Linked DNA regions of Homo sapiens: region 2 is linked to region 1. A link is an interaction called in ENCODE POLR2A ChIA-PET data of the cell type or tissue named here. Cell type or tissue: MCF 10A. All regions are shown on one strand. Each heading gives the region's core, and the rest is flanking DNA. Links, peaks and the distances in the headings are about the cores only. Region 1 overlaps MIR2117HG (MIR2117 host gene). Region 2 has its middle 4.9 kb from the start of LINC00910.

Region 1 (2,907 bases), core at 280-2,779:
GAGATGAGGTCTTGCATATTGCCCAGGCTGGGCGAACTCCTGGCCTCAAGCAATCTTCTTGTCTCAGTAATTGTATTGAAAGTGACCCATTACAGGCATGAGCCACCTCGCCTGGCTGTTGAACATCTTTTCATGTGCCTATCTGCCATCTTAATATTCTCTTTGGTGAAGTATTTGTTTACATCTTTTGCTCATTTTTAAAGTCAGTAATCTGTTTTCTTATTTAGGTATGAGAGTTCATTATAAATTCTGGTTTTTGTTTGTTTGTTTTTGTTTTGTTTTGTTTTTGAGACAGAGTTCTGCTCTTGTTGCCCAGGCTGGAGTACAATGGTGTAATCTTGGCTCACTGCAATCTCCGCCTCCCAGATTCAAGTGATTCTCCTGCCTCAGCCTCTTGAGTAGCTGGGATTACAGGCACCCGCCACCACGCCCAGTTAATTTTTATATTTTTAGTAGAGATGGAGTTTTGCCATGTTGGCCAGGCTGGTCTCAAACTCCTGACCTCAGGTGATCCACTCTCCTCGACCTCTCAAAGTGCTGGGATTACAGGCATGAGCCACCGCGCCTGGCCCATTATAAATTCTGGATACAAATCCTGTGTTGCACATATGATTCGTAAATATTTTCTCTTAGTCTGTGTTTTGGACACAATACTTTTTGTACATGTGTCTGATGAGAGAAAGGTATGGAATTAACATTTACTGAGCACCTACTATGTGCTGGACGTTGTAGTGGATTGCTGGAGGAATAGGGATATAAGTAAGATAGAGTCCCTATCCTCAAGAGAGGTTTCCTGGAGGAGGGGTGAAGTTTGGACACTACTGTCTATACTACAGGCAGAAATTTTTGTAGAGACGGGGTCTCACTATGTTGTCCAGGCTGGTCTTGAGCTCTTGGGCTCAGGCGATCCTCTGAGCCACAATAAGGTAGAAGAGGGAAATGTAGAGCCAAGTGGTTACAAGTAAGGACTTTGGAGTCAGTTTGTCTGGTCCCAGCTGCAGCACTTACCACCTGTATGTCCTTGGGCAAGTTACTAAATCTCTCAGTACCTCGGTTTCTTCATTAGCAAAATTAGGGCAGTAATAATGCCCATGGAAGGGCTGGGGGTACGAAATGAGAGGGTGTAGGTGGCAAAGGGAAACTCTCCACTCTTATCTACTGTATTATCATTTATTTGGGTAGCAACGTTGTTCTGTGGCCATCAGGGGAAGCTACCCTCCACCTCCTGGAGGAGGTGTCATTGGAGCTGAACCTCAAGGCCTGGAAAGACTTCCAGAAGCTGAGATGGGTGCATTGAAGTGGTGGAAGCTGCTCTTTAGAACCTATATTTTGCCCCAAACCATATATTCCTCCCCAAAGAGAGAAGTTTTCCTCTTTCTTGTTCCATCCCCTCCTCTCTTCATCCTGCGCTGTCCTCTCATCAAGTCTTTTTCTTTCTTTTCCCTGTCTCTCCTTCTCACCTGCCAGAGGCTTCTATGGGCCCCTCTTGTGTCCTTGGCCTTATGAAGTCACCGACACTTGGGTTATGGGCTGCTGCTCTGAGGCTGCAGGGTCACCTTCGGCCCCTCGATGGGGACTTTACACTCTACTCCAAACAGAAGCAGGATGCTGTCTTGGGGATTCTTTCCCCCTGCAGTCTGGTGCCCTGGTGCCAGTGCTCAGGGAATGAATTTAGTGCTGGGTCACTTCCAGTACAAATTATTGAGCAATTTTCTGTGTGGACATCAGGCCTATGTTGAGACAACAGCTCTGCCAGTTCGAGCTTGTTCCGTTAATAATTTACTGGCGGAGAAATGGGAGTTAAATGAGCCAGGAGGCATATTTTGCATGAACTTTGAGGGTACCTCTGACAGCAGTTCATGTAATTTGTCCGGGAAGATACTAAAGCTGTCTGAAATCTAATGTCCTGCCTGCCACACTGACCCTTTGGATCCATTTTATTAACACAGTTGGCTTTGATTTATGTTTATTTTATTGCTTTGGTTTCTCTTCTGAACTCATAACCAGAGTGGTGGTGCATGTGGAAAATGGCTCTGTGAAGAATTAGGTTCCCAGGTGTGCTTGTGGAAGGAAACCTAGCAGCAGCTGTGGGTTTTTCTCGGCTTTGCAGGACTGGGATGTCTTGTGGCAAAACTGCCCCTTTCTGAGTGACTGGCCACTGTGTGTGTGCAAGGCCAGCACCATTGATGTGTGACCTGTGCAGTTAAGCAGGGCCCCATGTTTAGAAGGACCCCCTGCTTGATTTAATGCTCTGCTGTCACCATTTAAACGTCTTAATAATTTAGAAACAAGGAGTCATCCTTTTTTTTTTTTGAGGCAGAGTTTTGCTCTTGTCGCCCAGGCTGGAGCGCAATGGCGCGATCTCAGCTCACTGCAACCTCTGCCTCCTGGGTTCAAGCGATTCTCCAGCCTCAGCTTCCCAAGTAGCTGGGATTACAGGCACCTGCCACCACGCCTGGCTAATTTTTGTATTTTTAGTAGAGACGGGGTTTCACCATGTTGGCTGGGCTGGTCTCAAACTCCTGACCTCAAGTGATCCACCCACCTCGGCCTCTCAAAGTGCTGGGATTACAGGCATGAGCCACCATGCCTGGCTGGATTCATACATTTTATACTGGCCCCTGAAAATTCTGTAACCAGCCCTGAGTGTGTGCCATGGTCCACATTCCCAATTCTTTATGTTGAACCTAGGTGATTCGCCAAGTTTATTCTGTTCTTTCTGGGGCCATCCCAAAATCCTTAAGGAGGCTATGGCAACTCTGTCCCAGTGTCTTACAGGCCCACCAGCCAAGATATCTGAAAACACATACAGATAAAAAGTTTGCTTAAAAAAAATCAGTTACGGCCTCTTCCCGGCCACCATCCCATCTAGGAAGTGAGGAGCGTCTCTGCCCGGCCACCCATCGT
Region 2 (2,907 bases), core at 314-2,813, 56 kb before region 1:
TTCCCCAAGGGTGGCACATGCTGAAAGGATGCAGTCAGGGGGATGCAGCTGGTCTTCGGTGGTCTCCGGAGCCCACAGGGAGGCAGAGGAGCCCCCCCACCCCACGAACTATAGGCTTATTGCCTTTCGCACACCAAGTCCCAAGAGCCCATAACACCTCTTTCGACCATCAAGGCCCTCATTCTGCTCCTCAGGAAGTCCTGGCACCCAGGCCATGAAATCTGGCTTTGAGACTGACATTCTTGCTGAGACTGGGGTATTCTCCTTTTACCCATATCTAAGAGCCTGTGAGTTTCCTTTTGTGTCCAATAAGGGCTAATCCTGGGTGGTCTATGACTGCCTGTCTGCAAGGTCACAGAAGGACGTGACCTCCATCTGCTGTTGCTTTCCTGATGGCTCCCTTGGTCTCCTGCAAGTTCTCCAATGCCAGCTTAGTCCTTGTTCAACTCTACGTTTTCTGGAGAGAACCCTTCTTGGCACTGTCACCTCTGTTGAGATAACTCTCCTCCAAATCTCCAGCCCCCTTCTCTAGCCACCCCTAGACATTCTTCTTGGGAACCCCCATCCCCAGGCTGTCCGAATTCCCTCTGGCCTCTCAGTCCTTGGATGCTGAGGGCCACTCCCTTTTACTTCCTCAAGTTCTTACTTTCCTTGGCTTCAGGCACTTGCAGCTTTGTGGCCTTTTAAAGTCCTATGGTTTTCCTTCTACCTCTCCAGATGCTGCTTCTCCATCTTTCACTTCATTTCCCTGCCTTGAATGTGGAGATGCTCATGACAGTGTTATGGAACCACTTTCCTCCTCTCACCCCATTGCTCCCTGGGGAATTCCACCCATCTCAGGACTCTTTTCTCACTGACCACCCAAGGCCACTCCTCCAACTAAGGCCTCCCCTGAGCTCCAGGCTCCTGAGCAAATGGACTCTGGACATTTGTCCCCACATGGATAGCCTGCAGACATTACACCATGGCTGCAACTGAACTCTTGAAAACCTTCCCAAGGCCGAGCACGGTGGCTCTTGCCTGTAATCCCAGCACTTTGAGAGGCCGAGGCAGGTAGATTGCTTGAGCCAAGTTTGAGACCAGCCTGAGCAACGTGGTGAAACCCCGTCTCTACTAAAAATACCAAAATTAGCCGGGCATGGTGGCACACGCCTGTAATCCCAGCTACTCGGGAGGCTGAGGCAGGAGAATCGCTTGAACCCGGGATGTGGAGGTTGCAGTGAGCCAAGATCATGCCCTCCAGCCTGGGCGAAAGAGCAAGACTCCACCTCAAAAAAAAAAAAAATTAGCTGGGTATTGTGGTGGGAGCCTGTAAGTCCCAGCTACTCAGGAGGCTGAGGTGGGAGGATCACTGAAGCCCAGGATATAGAGGTTGCAGTGAGCTGAGATCACACCATTGCACTCCAGCCTAGGTCATAGAGTAAGACCCTCTCTAGGAAAAAAAAAAAAAATCTTCCCCACCCTGCAGCCCTCTCCTGCCTGCCTCAGTGTTCCCTGGACCTATTAGACCCTCTGTAAATACATGGAAAATGTCATCAAAATTAGAGTTTCTGCTCAAATAGTGTTCATTTTAATTTGGTATCTCACACACACTAAAAACTTGAAGAGGGTGTATTTTCTACCTCCAACCTGAAACTGTAGGAAAGGCCCTGTCTGAAAGGAGACTTCGGGAGCTGACAAAGGAACCTGAATAACTTCATCCACTAAGACTCCGCTTTTCTTCACCAATCAGGCGGTGACAAATACATCCACCAGGGGGCAGCATCTACTTATTTCTAGCCCCTGGCTCCACCCTAGGCCTTGATTTTGGGGTGGTTGCCAGGGAAAGAGTTCCTGGTTGGGGAGAAGGGTATCTTTGGGGCCCTTTCGCACATTTTTGCCCCACACTCATACTTAGCGATAGGTTGGGTTTTCTCAATTTTGTTCATGAGGAAACAGAACTGGGATTTGAAAAATGGGCCTTCGTGATTGCCGAGCTGGTAACTGCTCCGTGGCGTCCATTCCCCCACCCCACCCCCTACTCCTGCAGACTCCTCTTTCCCTCGTTTGTTCACGAAGACAAGTACTTGGTTAAGATGCTGCAGAGACAAGGATGTTCTCAGCCACTTCCTAGAAGAGCTCCACCCATCCTCCTACCCTCCCTTACTTCAGAGCATGGGCTGTTATGGGGAAACGACCTGGAGACATCTAAAGCCCCTCATTACAGGATGAGGAAACCGAGGCTCCCAGGTGGGGAAGTTACTTTTTTTTGAGACGGAGTCTCGCTCTGTCGCCCAGGCTGGAGTGCAGTGGCGCAATTCGGCTCACTGCAACCTCCGCCTTCCCGGTTCCAGCTATTCTCCTGCTTCAGCCTCCGGAGTAGCTGGGACTACAGGCGTGCGCCACCACGCCCTGCTAATTTTTTTGTATTTTTAGTAGAGACGAGGTTTCAACATGTTGGCCAGGCTGGTCTTGAACTCCTAACTTCAGGTGATCCATCCGCCTCAGCCACCCAAAGTGTTGGCATTATAGGCGCGAGCCACTGGGCCCGGCCGGAAGTGGCTTTTTACTTTTTCAAGTCACTCTACTAGTGAGGAATGGAAGGATGGGACTCACGCACTGAATCTCAGTCTGGTGTTCCAGCATGTCCTAAGGGCAACCTGTCTCTCCAGTGTCATCCCCATTTTTGGTCCTTGTTTTTCTCCTTTAAGTTCCTCCTCTCCAATAAAGGCCTGAGAGTTCTATACTACTCAGACACTGCCTAGAAATGCAGGGTTTGTAGGAATTCCTGGCCAACCCAGTATCAACAGAACCCCCAAGGGCCCAAGGGCCCAAGGACCCCAGGCTGGGAAACTCCCACGCTAAGGGTGGAGGTTTGGTTCTCCTACTCAGGGAGCCCTCTGAGTACATTTATTCCATCATGCATTC

Evidence for each region. Peaks named below come from ENCODE experiments on the same cell type or tissue, not always from the same donor. Only the 100,000 strongest peaks of a DNase experiment are listed, where the experiment ranks them.
Region 2: POLR2A ChIA-PET joins it to region 1 with 13 read pairs; 18 of 35 experiments call an interaction of 5 or more read pairs at or near these places.

What each region holds. Positions count from the first base shown.
Region 1 is chr17:43,448,025-43,450,931 of GRCh38, forward strand. MIR2117HG (MIR2117 host gene) reads left to right here. Exons shown (of 2, transcript NR_146952.1): 2 at 2,873-2,907. Among named protein-coding and RNA genes, the nearest start is that of MIR2117, 4.7 kb to the left of the region's middle. In MCF 10A, for the core only: no CTCF peak of the experiment used is centred there; a DNase peak (open chromatin) is centred at 1,727.
Region 2 is chr17:43,392,376-43,395,282 of GRCh38, forward strand. No RefSeq gene overlaps it. Among named protein-coding and RNA genes, the nearest start is that of LINC00910, 4.9 kb to the left of the region's middle. In MCF 10A, for the core only: a CTCF peak has its summit at 1,758 (motif pointing right); a DNase peak (open chromatin) is centred at 1,786.